Regions from separate parts of the Mus musculus genome. Here regions 1 and 2 are each linked to region 3. The links are chromatin loops, found by intact Hi-C in ENCODE. Cell type or tissue: heart. All regions are shown on one strand.

Region 1 (5,000 bases), 540 kb before region 3:
CACACAGAGCGACTGTGTACACACTTTATGTGTGGTTAGAAAGGGTCCATTGGATTGTGCACATTCCATGCACGCGGTTAGAAAGGGTCCATGTGACCTGCACATGCTACATAGAAAAAGTCCATGCGGTCGTGCACACTGTACACGTTGAAAAAGATCCATGCAATTGTGCCCATCCTGTTAGAAAAGATCCAGGTGCCTCGCCACAGCCTGGCCCTGGCTATAGGCACGTCCAGCCAGCAGCCAGCCCCGCAGGCCCGAGGAGGCCCCTCACACGCCCACTGAGCCACTGCCGCCCGGGAGGCCCGCGCCACCCACGGTCCGGGGCCCAGCGTAGCCCGCGGGTGGCCGCCACCCAGGCCAGCGGCCGCGGCCGGGCGCGCGCTCCCCGGGGCGGCCGCGGCGCCTTTAACCCGGGCGGCTGGCGGGCGGCGGGAGGAGGCGGCGGGCGGGCGCTCAGAGGAGGGCTTTCTTTCTTCTTTTTTTTGAATGAACGGTGACGTACGTACAGGAAACCAGGCGCTCCGGCGGAGAATGAAGTAAGAGGCCGGGCCCCCCGCCCCGCGCCCGCCCCCTTCCTCCCCGGCCCGTCCTCCCGCCCCGCGTCCGGGTCCCCGCCGAGCCGCCGCCGCCAACACCGAGGTGCCCAGGCCCTCCCCAGCCGCAGCCGTCACCGTGGAACGGGCTGCGCGGCGCAAGCACGAGGAGGCGGCCGCCAGCGCCGCCCGCAGCGGAGGAGGAGAAAGGGTGCGCAGCCCGGAGGCGGGGTGCGCCGGTGGGGTGCAGCGGAAGAGGGGACCAGGGGGGGACTTCGTAGCAGTCATCCTTTTTAGGAAAAAGAGGGGGGGCAAACCCTCCCCCACCACCTCCTTCTCCCGCAGCGCACCACACACAGTGCGCGGGCTGCTCCTTGGGCACCCGCGGCCCCAGCGCGTCCGTGCCTGCATTTAGCAAGCTGCTTTTTTTCCCGTTTCGGAAAGCGCGTTGGCCCTTCGGAGTTTAATCAGAAGAGGATTCCGGTCCCGGTCCCCCAGCTCCTCCATCGTCCCCTTGGCGTGTCTCTCTGCCCTGGAGGTCTGAAGCGGTCCGGTGGATACGGATCCATGCCTGCGCTCCAGCGTGTGTGTGCAAGTGTAAATTGCCGAGAAGAAGGGAGAATCACAGGACTTCTGCAAATGCTGGACTGAAAAATTGTAATTCATCTGCCGCCGCCGCCGCTGCCTTTTTGCCCCGCTGCGGTGCTCTTGAGATCTCTGGTTGGGATTCCTACGGATTGACATTCTCAGTGAAGCCGGAGTGTGAGGACCCAATCTGGAAACCCTCCTGATTTTTCCTCCACCTAGCCCCCAGACCCCAACTCCCGATTCATTGCAAGTTGTAAAGAAGCTTATACAAGGAGACTTCTGAAGATCGATGGTGTGGTTGCCTTATGTATTTGTTTGGGTTTTACCAAAAAAGGGTAAACTTGACAGAAGATCATGCCGTCCTTAGAAAATACAGTAAGTTCTTTGCACAGGAATTTTGTTTAATATAACTTTCCATGGACGCGTTTGAAATATTTTTTTACTTCAAGTGCATTCAAGCAAATTTCATTTCCAGACAGTTTAATGCATTTTTAAACGTGTAACTTGTAGCGGATATACCTTTCTTACCCTAAATATATAAAGGAAAACACACCTGATTTTAACTTCCTAGGTCGTCCCGCCTCTTCACCTTTCAGCATTGCGGAGGAAGTAGACTGATATTAACAAAGCTTAATAAATAATGTACCTCATGAAATAAAAAGCAGAAAGGAATTTGAATAAAAATTTCCTGCATCTCATGCCAACGGGGAAACACCAGAATCAAGTGTTCGGTGTAACTAAAGACACCCCTTCATCCAAGAATGCAAAGCACATCCAATAAAAGAGCTGGATTATAACTATTCTTTTTTTTTTTTTTTTCTTTCGGGGCCGTGGGGCGGGAGTCGGGACTTGAAGTGCCATTGGTACCTGCAGCTTCTTTTCGGGGAAGGATGGCGCAAGCCGGGAGAACAGGGTATGATAACCGGGAGATCGTGATGAAGTACATACATTATAAGCTGTCACAGAGGGGCTACGAGTGGGATGCTGGAGATGCGGACGCGGCGCCCCTGGGGGCTGCCCCCACCCCTGGCATCTTCTCCTTCCAGCCTGAGAGCAACCCAATGCCCGCTGTGCACCGGGACATGGCTGCCAGGACGTCTCCTCTCAGGCCCCTCGTTGCCACCGCTGGGCCTGCGCTCAGCCCTGTGCCACCTGTGGTCCATCTGACCCTCCGCCGGGCTGGGGATGACTTCTCTCGTCGCTACCGTCGTGACTTCGCAGAGATGTCCAGTCAGCTGCACCTGACGCCCTTCACCGCGAGGGGACGCTTTGCCACGGTGGTGGAGGAACTCTTCAGGGATGGGGTGAACTGGGGGAGGATTGTGGCCTTCTTTGAGTTCGGTGGGGTCATGTGTGTGGAGAGCGTCAACAGGGAGATGTCACCCCTGGTGGACAACATCGCCCTGTGGATGACTGAGTACCTGAACCGGCATCTGCACACCTGGATCCAGGATAACGGAGGCTGGGTAGGTGCATGTCTGGTTGAATGAGTCTGGGCTTTGATCTCAAGGCCAAGATGCGCAGGTTGGGGTGTGAGTGGATTCTGGGTCAAAATGGGCCATTGAGCAGATGAAATAAAGTCGAGTTTGTAGCTTTGCTCCCCTGACCTCTCACTCTCTTCCTCTGGGTACATCACACCCTGCCAACACTGTGTTAACTCCTGCCCGCTGGCTGTGAGGGAGCAAGAATCCAGCATTTTTGATCCAGTAGGATCTGGAGATAATAGCATCCCTCCAGTAACTCTCAGAGTTAGTTCGTCTGAGTAGCTTGCTGCAGATGTTCTGGGTCCTGTGTAAGCACCAGACCTCCAACACTCCCTCTTGACCTATGCATCTTTAGCTCCTCTGGTGGACTAACAAACTTTAAAAGGTCCATCTAGACATGCAGGCTCCACCAGAGGACGCAGGCAAACCTTTTCTAACTCACTTGGGAACATTTTCCCAAAGAAAAACAACACGGCTCCTTTTCCTGGAAATCATAGCTAAGCTTGTAAAAAAAAAAAAAAAAAAAAAAAAAAAAAGGTAAGCTTAGGTAGGTATTCGTGGATGTTTGTGGAATCCAGTCTGTCTATGCCATAGTCCCCAGTGGGCATGGTGGGTGTGCACCCTAAACATGTCCGTCAACGAATATGCGATGATTTAGAAGTCTGCATCCACTGTATGTCTTACTTTTCTCTACCTGCATTCTACATAGTTTTGCGATCTCTACTGCTGAATGGACTTGCATCTAGGGTGCCTATGAAAGGGGTAATGGAGTCCACTTAGCTGTGGCGTCTCCAGCCCTGACAAGTTAAAATGATTCGTATCCACAACACTGGTGAGCATCTATGGGGTGATAGTTTTCTGGGATCTTGGGAGGTTCAGCTTCCATATTTTACCGTGTGATTTAAGCTTTTCTCTGGTTCTTTAAGGGCAGAGAGCAGACTTAAGACTTGCTATAGCTAAAACAATTAAGTTATGTGAAAGCAATCATTATTGTCTGACATTTTTTAAAAGACCTTGTTTTAATGAAAAGGGTTTTCATTTTAGTCCTGCCTTGGTAGTATAAAGAGAACGAATATATATGTGAGTGTGTGTGTGTGTGTGTGTGTGTGTGTGTGTATATATATATATGTATATATATATATACACATATACATATACATATATATTATATCTTAACAGGAACAAAAAGTCTGTAACTGACTGAACGTGAACCAAATATCTAGAAGCACATTCTGTTTTTACTACAGTTTGCAAGATATGCTAATATTCATAGGCCCTGAAAAAGCCAAGAAAAATAGATGATTGATGTGAACATCTGATCTTATTTGACCAAAGTTGACAAAATATTGGTGGCACTGTTCGATGTTTAAAAGTAAAATTAACTCAAATATCAGAGTTTTTAAGTGCTTGAAATTCACATGCTCTTTGTGAATTGCTTGTTTGTTGACATCCCACAGGATCAGTCTGTTAGCAATTCTGGAAGACTTGGCGGAAGGAGAGAAGCTATTTTGTAAGATGTTTAGTTAAGTAGGTGGTTTGATATTTTAGCCACTGTATTCAGAGAGATGGGAACTTCGGGCTCTAGAAGAATCATTTTAAAGTCAAAATAAAACTGATTTAGGTTTATTATTTCATATTTTTATTAACAGTGTTTCTTTCTATTTGAAAGAAATCCACAGCAGTGAATGTGTGATATTGACTATCAGGTTAATAAAAAGATGGGAAACAGGGCTTCAGATACAAACTGACCTTTGGTGCCGACTCGCAACGTGTTAACACGTCAGACAGCCGAGGTTTCTCTTTAAATGGAGAGTCTCTTTTCTTCTCTGTTCACCATCAAGGTTTTGTTGCAGGGCCTATCTTTGTGGTCAACAGGTATCTGAGGTTGATAAATGCACAGGCTTCGTGTTATGAAGCCAAACCACAATGGCATATTGGAAGAGATGATAAAAACTTAAAAAAAAAAAAAAGACAAAGCCTCTTATAGTACATGTAAGTCATACAGAACAACACATAAATGAATGATGGAGAAAACGTCTAATAGTTTTCAGAAAAACACATAAATGGATGGCTATGCAGAAAAAGAAAGCCCATTGACAAGAGTATGTGTCAGAAAATGGAATCAAATGTGATCACTTGGGAATAAAAGTGGTAGTATTTGAGAATTCTTATGATTGGTCTATATCAGCCTATGGTTTCAAGTGTCTTATTAATGTAAATGTTTGTTTTAGGCACTTGGCATATAGCTTTCCCTTTAATTTTAGTTGGTCGGGATTTCATCTCTAACATGATGCATACTGCGGTGACATTTTAATAACCACAGCTACGTTTCAGCTGAGAGCTTCTTGACATGAGATAATAATGGGAATGGTGGACATAATTTCCCATGGTT
Region 2 (5,000 bases), 220 kb before region 3:
CAGCAGAAGCTGTCTTCGGTGACACTTAGCTGTACCACCACAGCACTGATGCTGTCATGGCAGCCATAGCTCTGAGCCAGGGTGCAGAGCTTCTTAGCAGCAGCCAGAGCATCTGGCACATTGCGTACAGCTTCCACAGCCTCGTCAATGGATAGGCTGTCCCACAGCCCTTTGCTGCCCAGGATGAAAAACTCATCCTGTGGAGTCAGAAGCACCGACTGCACATGGGGGCGAGGCACCACACTGGGATGGAGGAAGGTGTAGCCCAGGATGCGCGTGGACTCTGTCACTCCATTGACCTTGCCATCCTAGAAGAAAAATTTCCAAAGAGACAGTGAGCACAGAGCACATGTGGTTACTGAGCAGCCTCCCTCTGGGCCACTGACTGGGTCACAGGACGGTGTTGGGCATCCCACGAAGGAGGCTCACACACCCTATATGGAAAGGCTGAAGTGTAGAGGAACAAAAAGAAGTATTTCAGCCATCCCTTTAACAGGGACTGCATTTATACTAAATGGTATGTCTCTTCATGACAAGCTGATGTACAGCCTCACATGGCATGCATGCTTATTAGATTCTAGAGAGGTAAGTCCCATAGAAACACCCAGGGTAGGTACAGTCCAACCTCATGACTGTCCAGCAGCACAATCAGCATGGAAAAGGGCTAGGGAGTCAGTCTGTTGTGACCCACGGATGTCTGTATCTGAGTCACAGTGCTCACATGTTTGGAGAGGCAATGCTAACAGAAGTACCCATCCTTAGGCCTTTCTTGAACCTGACTTACAAGGACAAATGTAGAAACCATGGTGCCCAGTCTTAGACAGTTGGTTCTATTTAGACCAGCAGCCAAATCCAGGCCATTTGCTGGGGGAAAAGATGAGTACTTTTAAATCTTAGCTACATGCAGCTGCTGTGTTCTCTACCTTCCAGGTGTGAGGATCTCTGCCTTACAGCCACATCCACCCCCACTCTCCTACTTCTAACACTTCCTGCCACACAAGGTTCTGCAATGGCGGATACAACTTTTGTGAGTCTCTGGACTCACAAACAGTGCTTCTTCAAGAGAATGCCCCGTGCTTCCGCTCAGTGCCTGCCTCCTCCTGTGCTTCCCGAGTTATCTGCTTGTTCCTGGGTGCCTTTCCAAAGAGACCTCAGCAGCCATGCTTAGACCAGGGGGCAGCCTAGGAACTAAGATGAGTAAAACAGCCTTTCAAGCAGTTTGAAACACCCTTGACTCTAGTAATGAAATCCGCCCTGCCTGGTGTGGGGGCTGGCTACTCTAGCCACCCTTCAGCCTTCTCCCCAGTTTGTGCTTTGAGGGCATCTTCAAGGAACGGAAGGGGTGGTGTGAGAACTAGTCACTGTTGAAGACTGAGCAGAGCAAGCAGAAGTCAGGAAGAGAAGCAGGGGAGGAAAGGGGATAACACAACTGACCTACGAACTCTGATGCATGTGGCAGACATCTTTTTCTCTACAGTGTTGCCGCTCAGCTCACTCTTCTGGACAGCAGTACAGTGCCCACTCTCCTAACCTGTGCTCAACATCCACTTTAACCTTCAGTGCTGGGACAGACAGGGAACTCAATTTATATGTGTGCTCACGTCCAAGGACTCACGGCACCTTGGTGTCTTTCTGGGATGCTCAACATAGCCTCTTTTTCTCTTCTGGACACTCCCCTTCCCTCTCACCTTCAGACAGTGCATTGTTCTGTGAGTTTTACTGCTAAGAGGAGGTTAGGTTCTTGTCAGCAGATGTGTATGGGTACTTCCAGGTAATGTTGAGTGACTGACATGCTGGTAAATTAGCAAATAAAGAACTGCAGAAGCTAGTTTTCAAGATTCATTGACAATGGATCATGCTCTACTGTTATTCTAGCTGGTTTTGTTTGTTTTTTGTTTTAAAACAGCAATTTTTTTTTTTATTTTTTTATTGCCATTTGGGACCAGGTAAATCTTTGTTGTGGGACTATGCCCACACTGTAACCTCTTTAGCCATAGATCTAGCTTCTCCTCTCTCTATGGCAATCATGCGCTGATTTTGATGATCAAATATATCTATAGGCCTTGTATTTTTGCCTCCTGTCCCTGAGAACAGTATTATTCAACTGGCAAAACAGAAAATAGTTATATAGTTATACAGACACCACAGTTATTGTGCCAGACTACCATTGTAAAGCAAGGCAGGTGTCTGATATCTACTTTATACATAGCTGAGATACAAAGCAGAAGTGTGATTCAGGAGTCCAGTTCTCAGCCACTTAGCCAGTAGCTCTGAGATCCACTGGGACAGTTCCCAGGAAGCATTCCCAACTCTATGCAACTGATGACTGCCTTATTATTCTATAATAATCCATAGAGATATTCCTCAGTAATCTAAAGACAGCACCAAGGAATTTACTTTGTAATACCATGGACTTGGAAAGCTACATCTGAACTAACATCAAGTTTCCTCTGAAGACAAGTGTTTCCCGAGGGGTCTCCACCAGGGGGTGCTGCTCGTGTTCTCCTGCTGTCTGAGGAAAACTGGCTCCTCACCTCAGTGATGATGGCTTTGTGCTGCTTAATCCTCTTCCGCTCTTCTTCACAGCTCATGATGTATGACCTGGACAGAGACAGTGGCTTCCCATTTCGACAGAGAACCGTTTGGCACTTGCCAACATTAGCAGAGGTCAGGGTAAAGGATCCTCCCAGGTCCACAGGGTCAGGCTTGATGTGGCAGAGGACAGCAGCACCACCAAGTTTCTGCCCAGCAGTTCCCAGTTTCCTGAACCCAAAGAGAAGGGTGAACACTCAAACACCTTACCACATTTTGTCCATTCAGAAGAAAGATGACACAGGGTACAGGGCCATAGATTAGACTTAGTCCTGTCCAGCAAAGCCACTCAGCTTCCAAGAAGAAAAAGGTCCCTGGAATCTGACACTACACACATTCACATAGAGAGGTATCTGCTCATATGTGGTAGGGAAGGATCACCTTTTGATTAAAAGCCGTTTTGCTGGTCCTGGCCTGTTGTGTCTAGCCTGCTGCCCTGCATCAGTTATACAGCCCAGCACTATATTCCAAACCATCAAGAAAGGGCTGCTTCTTTTCCCACTCACTTTTCCAAATCCTCTATTCCCACAAAAATCTGAATAGGTACAAACACAGTATCTATGCATGAACTGCACACTTATCCTAACCACCATTCTATCTGTCTGTCTGTCTGTCTGTCTGTCTGTCTGTCTGTCTGTCTATCTATCTATCTATCTATCTATCTATCTATCTATCTATCTATCTATCTATCTATCTATCTATCTATCTATCAGAAGTATCTATCTATCTATCTATCTATCTATCTATCTATCTATCTATCTATCTATCTATCTATTAGAAGTCTTTATTCCAGACTGGTGGGACTACAAAGTCTTTATTCCAGACTGGTGGGACTACACTCAGTGTAGCACTGAGAATTTAGAAAAAGTCTTTTATTTATTTATTTTCATTTTCTCCTCGTTTACTGAAAATAGATTCTTTTCTCCTGTACTATATCCCGATTACAGTTTCTCCTCCCTCTACTTCTCCCAGTTCTTCTCTCCTTCCCTTCCCATTTATATCCACTCTCATTCTGTTTCTCATTAGAAAAGAACAGGCTTCTAAGAGATAACAACAAAACTCAACAAATAAAAGTATGATAAGCTAGAATCACCATTCTTCTAGAGGATGTTCACTGCCATTCTTGTCCATGCAGCCAAGACTTTCTTTTTTTAAAAGATAGATTTATTTATTTATTTATTTGTCTGTCTATCTATCTATCTATCTATCTATCTATCTATCTATCTATCTATCTATCTATCTATTTAATATGAGTACACTGTAGCTGTCTTCAGACACACCAGAAGAGTTCATCGGATCCCATTACAGATGGTTGTGAGCCACCATGTGGTTGCTGGGAATTGAACTCAGGTCCTCTTGAAGAGGAGTATAGACCGCTGAGCCATCTCTCCAGCTCCAGCCGAGACTCTCTTGATCAGCACTATTTGTTCTATGACAGCTATAGGACACCATTCTGGCATCAAACACCAAGTGTTTTTGCCTTATCCTCCGCTGTCAATTAACCTGTGTACTTATTGAATATTTGGAGCCCCTATAAATACTGACCATCATAAAGAGCAAAGAACTCTCATCACATGTCCAACCAATGGTCATTCCTCCAAACTTCCCATAATGACAGTCATAAAAAAACAGAAACAAAAAGGAAAAACTGCCTCTCTTGCCTAATGAGGGCAGGAAAGACTCTGAAGCATTGTCAGAATATAAGTTAGACAACTGGGGACAGAAGCGACGGAAACCAGGGACACCTAGCCACACACCCTTGAGAGCTAGGCACAATGAATAGGCAGTTACTCTAAGGACTGAAGTGCTGCCTGGTCTTATAACCTGTTAACTAACAGACAAAAGTCACAAAGACGACACTGCAGGTCGGCCTGTCATAGGATTCCACGACCATATCTGACTGGTGCATGCTTCTAAGGCAGCATGACTTTCAAATGCACAACGACTGGTGAGAAATTTGTAGGCTAGAGGCCTATGTGGATGGTGTGTGTGTGTGTGTGTGTGTGTGTACACATATACATGGTATGTGTATATGTGTGCATCTTTGTCTGTGTGTATCATATTTCCTGACTTCAGGGACAAGGAGGTGGCTGAAAGCAGCCAAGTTACTATGTCTGGTGGCCAGAGCATCCATGGGGTCTCAGGATTCTGCCTGTACTGGGCCTGGGGGGTACTTTGCTTCACCTCTATGCAGTTTGGTTTCACAAACAAGATATGAAGAGCAGCAATGCATATCTCATTGGGGGAACATCAGGACATATAAGGTAGTTAGAACAATGACTATTTGCTAGTCAACTGCTGTCTGCACCCACTAGGAACTTGGCAGATAAGGGGAGCATTGGAAGCAAGAGCCAGAAACCTGCCTGCCTTGGCTGTGCGTGAGGCAGACATAACTGTGGAGGCTGCTC
Region 3 (5,000 bases):
GAGAGGAGTTCAGGTCATATCAGAAGCAGTAATCACCGACATTATTAAGTCTAGTCTATTTCAAGTATCTGACAATAAAAGCTATAACTCAGAAACAGGCCAATTCATTTTTTTTTTAAGATTCAAACTTGGAAACTGAAATAAAGCAATGAAAGAGGGCAGAAGGTAAGCAGCACCCAAAACAAGGAACATACCCACTTCTCAGGTGTCAATGAGGACTCAGCGAGCAAATACGCACGCGTGGCAGACAGTGGAACAAACAAGAGCATCAGTTGACAAGAACAAAGTTCCCAAGAGGCCCACGCTGCACTTTACTGTCTACGAATGGTAAACTGTGGACAGTTGAATAGAGGAAGGCATCATGGAGCATTTTTTCGTTGGTCATTGTCCTCTGTCTATATTAAAGTGTCAAGGAGTTACCTGGAATCCCAAAACGCCTGCAACCCAACGAACCAGAGCAGAGGCCTGGAGGAAACCACCTTTAAAGTTAGGGACTGGTACCCCTCTAGGGTGTTACCTGTTTCCTGTATTTCCAGGTGACTTTGTCACCTTGTCCACCTGGCTTTCCAACCTCAGGCCTGGACACTCTAAACCTTGCAGATTTCAAGAATGCTCAATTTAGTACTTGCACAGGCGGCATGTGAACAAGCTAGAAAAAGAGTGTCAGACAGACTCACCAGGCCCCTGGAATCATTTATCGATCCCTGCCAAGGTTCGAAGCCATGCATAAACATGCAGGCAACTTCCTTACCTGCATAGAATCGAATGAGACAGCCAATCTCTGAGTCCATGCCTTCCTCCTGCACCCTCCACAGCTCCCCAAATCCCAGTTGGAAGAGGTAGTCATTTTGGATCTGCAATGGCTTCTCGTCCGCCTCCAGGCGCCGGGTAGTCTCTCCATGGAGCTGTACATACAGGGAGGGCGGAGATGTCTTTTGCACGGTCTCCCGTATCCTCCCCGAAGTCGACAGAGGAACGTCCGGAGCTGCGGCTGCCATCGCCTTATCGTCTCCGGGACCCTCGCCCGCTATCACGCCAGTGCTGTCTACGCCCGTCGGGGCTTTCGGCTGCAGTAAAGCCGAGGTCTTCGGGGAAGGCGGCCGAGGCTGCGCGGGGCGGCCGGGGCGGTGGGGCATGGCCGGATCAGCCTCTAACTCCTCCGACGACGACGAGGAGCCGCCGCCGCCGCTGCTGTAGGGGTCCAGCCGGTCTGACACGCTCTCGGCGCTGGGGCTCAGGCTGAAGCTCTCGGTGTCAGAGGCCGGGCGCGGGGCGCGGGGAGGGGACCCGGGGCCGCCCGCGAACAGCTCTCCGGGGCTGGAGTCCGAAGGCGCGGGGCTGATGCGGGGTGCACAGCGCGTCCAGGCGCCCCCGGGCAGCGGCAGATCGGCGGGAGGCGCGCGCGCAGGGCCCCGGACAGCACCAACAGTGCCGCTCGAGGGCGGTGGCTCCACGTCCCTTCCGTGCTCTCCGTCCAGGGTCTGATCGCTGGCGGCAGGGGCGGCGGCGGGAGGCGGCCCGTAGCCCAGCACCTTCACCACCCCGCCGCCTTTGTGGCCCAGCTGCAGAAGCCGGGCCGCCACCTCGGCGGCCGTGGTGTCCAGCGTGCAGAGCACTGGGCGCAGGTAGGACGAGGCCATGTGGCGGTCAAAGACGTGCACACAGCCCCGCTGGAGCTGGTGCCTCACCCAGTCCCTGTCCGACGGCTGCAGCTGAAGCAGCTGCCGGTGCTTCAGGAGCAGCGTCTTCCTGTCCAGGCTCCGGGTGCACAGCGACGCCGAGGCCGAGCAGGACGCCGGGAGGCCGCCAGCGGCCGAAGACGCCGAGGACGGCGACGAGGACGACGAGGCGGCGGCGGCGGCCGACAGATTCCTCTTCAGCCGCCCTCTCTTCAGCAGCAGCGAGTTGGCGCCGCCGCCGGCCGCGGGCACCGGAGCGGCCCCACCGGCCGCGGGCTGGGGAGCTCCCCGCCGCCGCCTGCGCCCGGTGCCTCCGGCGCGGCCGGGCAGCGGCCCCGGCGGCGCCTCGCAGGGGGCCTCCTCTCGCGCCGCGCCGCCGTTCCCGCCGCTCGGGGCCGCCGCGCTCAGCGCGGGATCCGGACACCGGCCGCCCTCGGCCGCCGCCGCCGCCAGGGCTTGGTCCTCACCCGTGGGGTCCGCGAGTCGCTGTGCCGGGGCTGCAGCGGCGGGCTCCATCGTAGCGGGGCTTCACGTCGCTCCCCCAGCTCCGGAGGCAGCGGAGGAGGAGGAGGTGAGGCGAAGGTGGGAGACGGCGGCGGCGGCGGCGCGAAGAGAACGGAGACGCCGATGGCGTTCGGCGCGGCCGCTCCAGAGGATTATGTGGCGATCCGGAGCATTCCGTCGGTGTCTCGGTGTTCCATCCCGCGCGCCGCCCGCCCGTTTCGCCGCCACCGCCCCCCCACACACACCCTCCCCGCGGGTCGCGGGCTCCCCAGCGCCAGGCCCCGCCCGCTGCTGGACAGCCTCAGCTCCCGGGAGCTGCGGCCCGAGCTCGCCTCATGAATATTAATGAAGCGCGGGAAGGCGGGCGGTGGCGGGGCGGAGTTGATCATGAATATGCATCGTTAGCATGACGACATTTCTGCGGAGAGCGGGAGGCTGGGGGCGGGGCCTCAGGGTAAACAAACGTGACGCGTGCGTACGGGGGTGGGGCGGAGCTGTTTCCCAGGAGGTTTGTCCTCGCCATAGAGGAGAGGTGGCGAGAGGGGCTCGCGTTGCACAGTGGGGGTTGTAGTTCATCTTCGTGTCGAGGATACCCAGAAGAGACCAACAGCGAACTACAAGGCCCAGATATCATCAAATTCTGCCCACCCTCTCCTCCAGCTTCTGGCCCTTGTTGGTGGGTATTGTGCCCTCTGCCGTTGAACTCTGTGTCCTGTGAACGTTTTTCATTAACTTGATCCTCTCCTGCTTGCCAGATGAGTTTTATTTTCCTGGCTAATTGAAATTGAGAGTTTTTAGGAACTCTAAACTCTAGGTAAGGCCTTTGTATGAGACAAAAATACATACACAGTTCACAGGATCGCTGGCCCCGTCTTCCTGACTTTTTCCGCACTTTTTTCAAGGCCCATGAAAGCTAGCAGTGTTTGCACTCAAATTAAACCCATTTACTCCCTCCCCTATTAGGACAGAAATAGCTAAGGACCTGCTTGGAGCCTTGTATCCCGTTGGTTTTAAGCTTAAAAGAAGCTTAACGACACAAAGCAGTGGACGAAGGAAGAAATATTAAAATGGAGTCATAGTGGGATAGGAGATAGACTTGCTTTCTCTTGGTTCTTTCTGGATTTTTCTTTCCGCACTCGGGGCCGGGTAGAAAGGGTGAATGAGACAAGGTTTCCCAGTCTAGTCTGTTCTCCATACTTCCGTCCACAAACTGCTCACCACCTACGCTCTACCTATGTTGTATGGGTGTTTACTGTTACATTGTATGATCTATAAACATTTTTTTATTGGTTGAACCAAGCTGGTTTAGGGCAATTAACTATTTGAAATAATTTGATAAACGTTGGTCATTGAGTTGCCACTCTCATGATGGCATTGCAGATGTAGACACTAATTAAAAGTCTTTTTCCGGAGTTAGAGGGCTCAGCAGCTAAGAGCGTGGGCTGCTCTTCAAGAAGACCCATATAATAGCTCACCCTGAAGACAGTGCTCCAATGTAATGCATAGACATATTCCAGGCAAATCATTCCTATACATAATGATAATAATTTTTTTAAATTAAGTTCTTCCTGACACTCGATAGACTAAAACAGGAAGAACTTTATGAGCTCAAAACTAGCCTCTTTTACAGAGCAAGCTCCAGGCCAGCCAAAGTTACATAGTAACTCAAAGAATAATAGTAATAATAATAATGAAGATATCCTGTACCTTACCTTTGGGTTCCAGAAGACTAATATTTATTATGGGAATATTATACACACATGCATATACATTTATTTATAGTTATAAGTCTCAGTGGTGATGCCTTTATCCTGCCATTCAGAAGGCAGAGAACAGCAGATCTCTGAATTTGATGCCAGCCTGGTCTACATGATGACATCCTGTCTCAAAACAAAAGAAGTTATGATAATAGTTGTCAAACACTGTTAGGGCGGTGGACAGACACTTGATTAGATCCAATTGGACTGAATTTAGAATCACCATGGAAACACGGGGTATGTGTGTGAGGGTGAGGTGCCCTGAGCACTGACAAAGTGTGCCCAGCTGTCTGGAACTCCTGCCACGCTGCCCTCCCTGCCCTGACGTTCTCTGCCCTCAAACTGTGAGCCAAATACGTCTTTCTTTATTTGGGTATTTAGTAACCTTTTGTTAGGTGTTTGTTACAGCAATGGGAAAAGTAACTATCTCCAAATAAAGAAAAAAGTAGATCTTCTCCACACAGAAGAACAAGTGTTGGAGCTGGAGAAATGTCTCAGCAGCTAAGAGCAAGAGGACCCAGCTTCAAGTCCCTGCACCACATGGTATTTCACAACTGTCTAACTCCAGTTCCAGGGAATCCCATTCTTTAGCCTAGCTTCTGTGAACACTGTGTGTATGTGGTGCACAGATACATGTACAGACAAAACTCCTGTACATATAAATAAATTTTCAGGAAAATATTTTAAAGCAGGTATTAAAATGCAATTATGCCAGATTTCACACATGGAATCTGTAATATAAAAGACAACCTATCGCGTACTTCTCAGGAATCCCACTGGCAGGGATAGCAGAATGGCAAGAAAGACCCACAGTGTGATCCCGAACCTTCAGGAAGTGACTAAACAAGAATGTGAAAGGAAAGAAAGAAAACGAGAATTTCTGAAGGAGTAGACTGTCTTTGTAATACCAGATAAAACAGAGCTCTGCAGTTGAAATAGCAAATTGGTGAAAAAGCAATGAAATCTAAGCATTCATTGTGGGGGGGGGGGAGTTGTTGAGTCATAGGATATCATGTAGACCCTATGCAGCAACCCACACTCTACAATTGCTGTGAATGAG

What was found. Hi-C counts contacts between places; a loop is a spot of excess contacts. Peaks named below come from ENCODE experiments on the same cell type or tissue, not always from the same donor. Only the 100,000 strongest peaks of a DNase experiment are listed, where the experiment ranks them.
Region 1: it touches region 3 in a loop (2.7-fold over the local background); 6 of 42 quality-filtered maps call a loop at or near these places.
Region 2: a loop joins it to region 3, with 5 times the contacts of the local background. A loop is called at or near these places in 29 of 42 quality-filtered maps.

What each region holds. Positions count from the first base shown.
Region 1 is chr1:106,709,895-106,714,894 of GRCm38, reverse strand. It overlaps Bcl2 (B cell leukemia/lymphoma 2), which reads left to right and starts at 605. Exons shown (of 2, transcript NM_009741.5): 1 at 605-2,590. The coding sequence starts at 2,015. In heart, CTCF peaks have their summits at 742, 2,377 and 3,015; DNase peaks (open chromatin) are centred at 634 and 2,394; H3K4me3 peaks cover 3,663 bases; H3K27ac peaks cover 1,886 bases.
Region 2 is chr1:106,387,437-106,392,436 of GRCm38, reverse strand. Phlpp1 (PH domain and leucine rich repeat protein phosphatase 1) reads right to left here. Exons shown (of 17, transcript NM_133821.3): 16 at 2,535-2,763; 17 at 1-308. Among named protein-coding and RNA genes, the nearest start is that of Gm41928, 130 kb to the left of the region's middle. In heart, a CTCF peak has its summit at 2,473 (motif pointing right); no DNase peak of the experiment used is centred here.
Region 3 is chr1:106,169,199-106,174,198 of GRCm38, reverse strand. Phlpp1 (PH domain and leucine rich repeat protein phosphatase 1) reads right to left here and starts at 2,330. Exons shown (of 17, transcript NM_133821.3): 1 at 752-2,330. The coding sequence starts at 2,195. Gm20753 (predicted gene, 20753) reads left to right here and starts at 2,675. Exons shown (of 3, transcript NR_040630.1): 1 at 2,675-2,859. In heart, a CTCF peak has its summit at 2,881 (motif pointing left); DNase peaks (open chromatin) are centred at 1,078, 1,618 and 2,638; H3K4me3 peaks cover 3,344 bases; H3K27ac peaks cover 3,075 bases.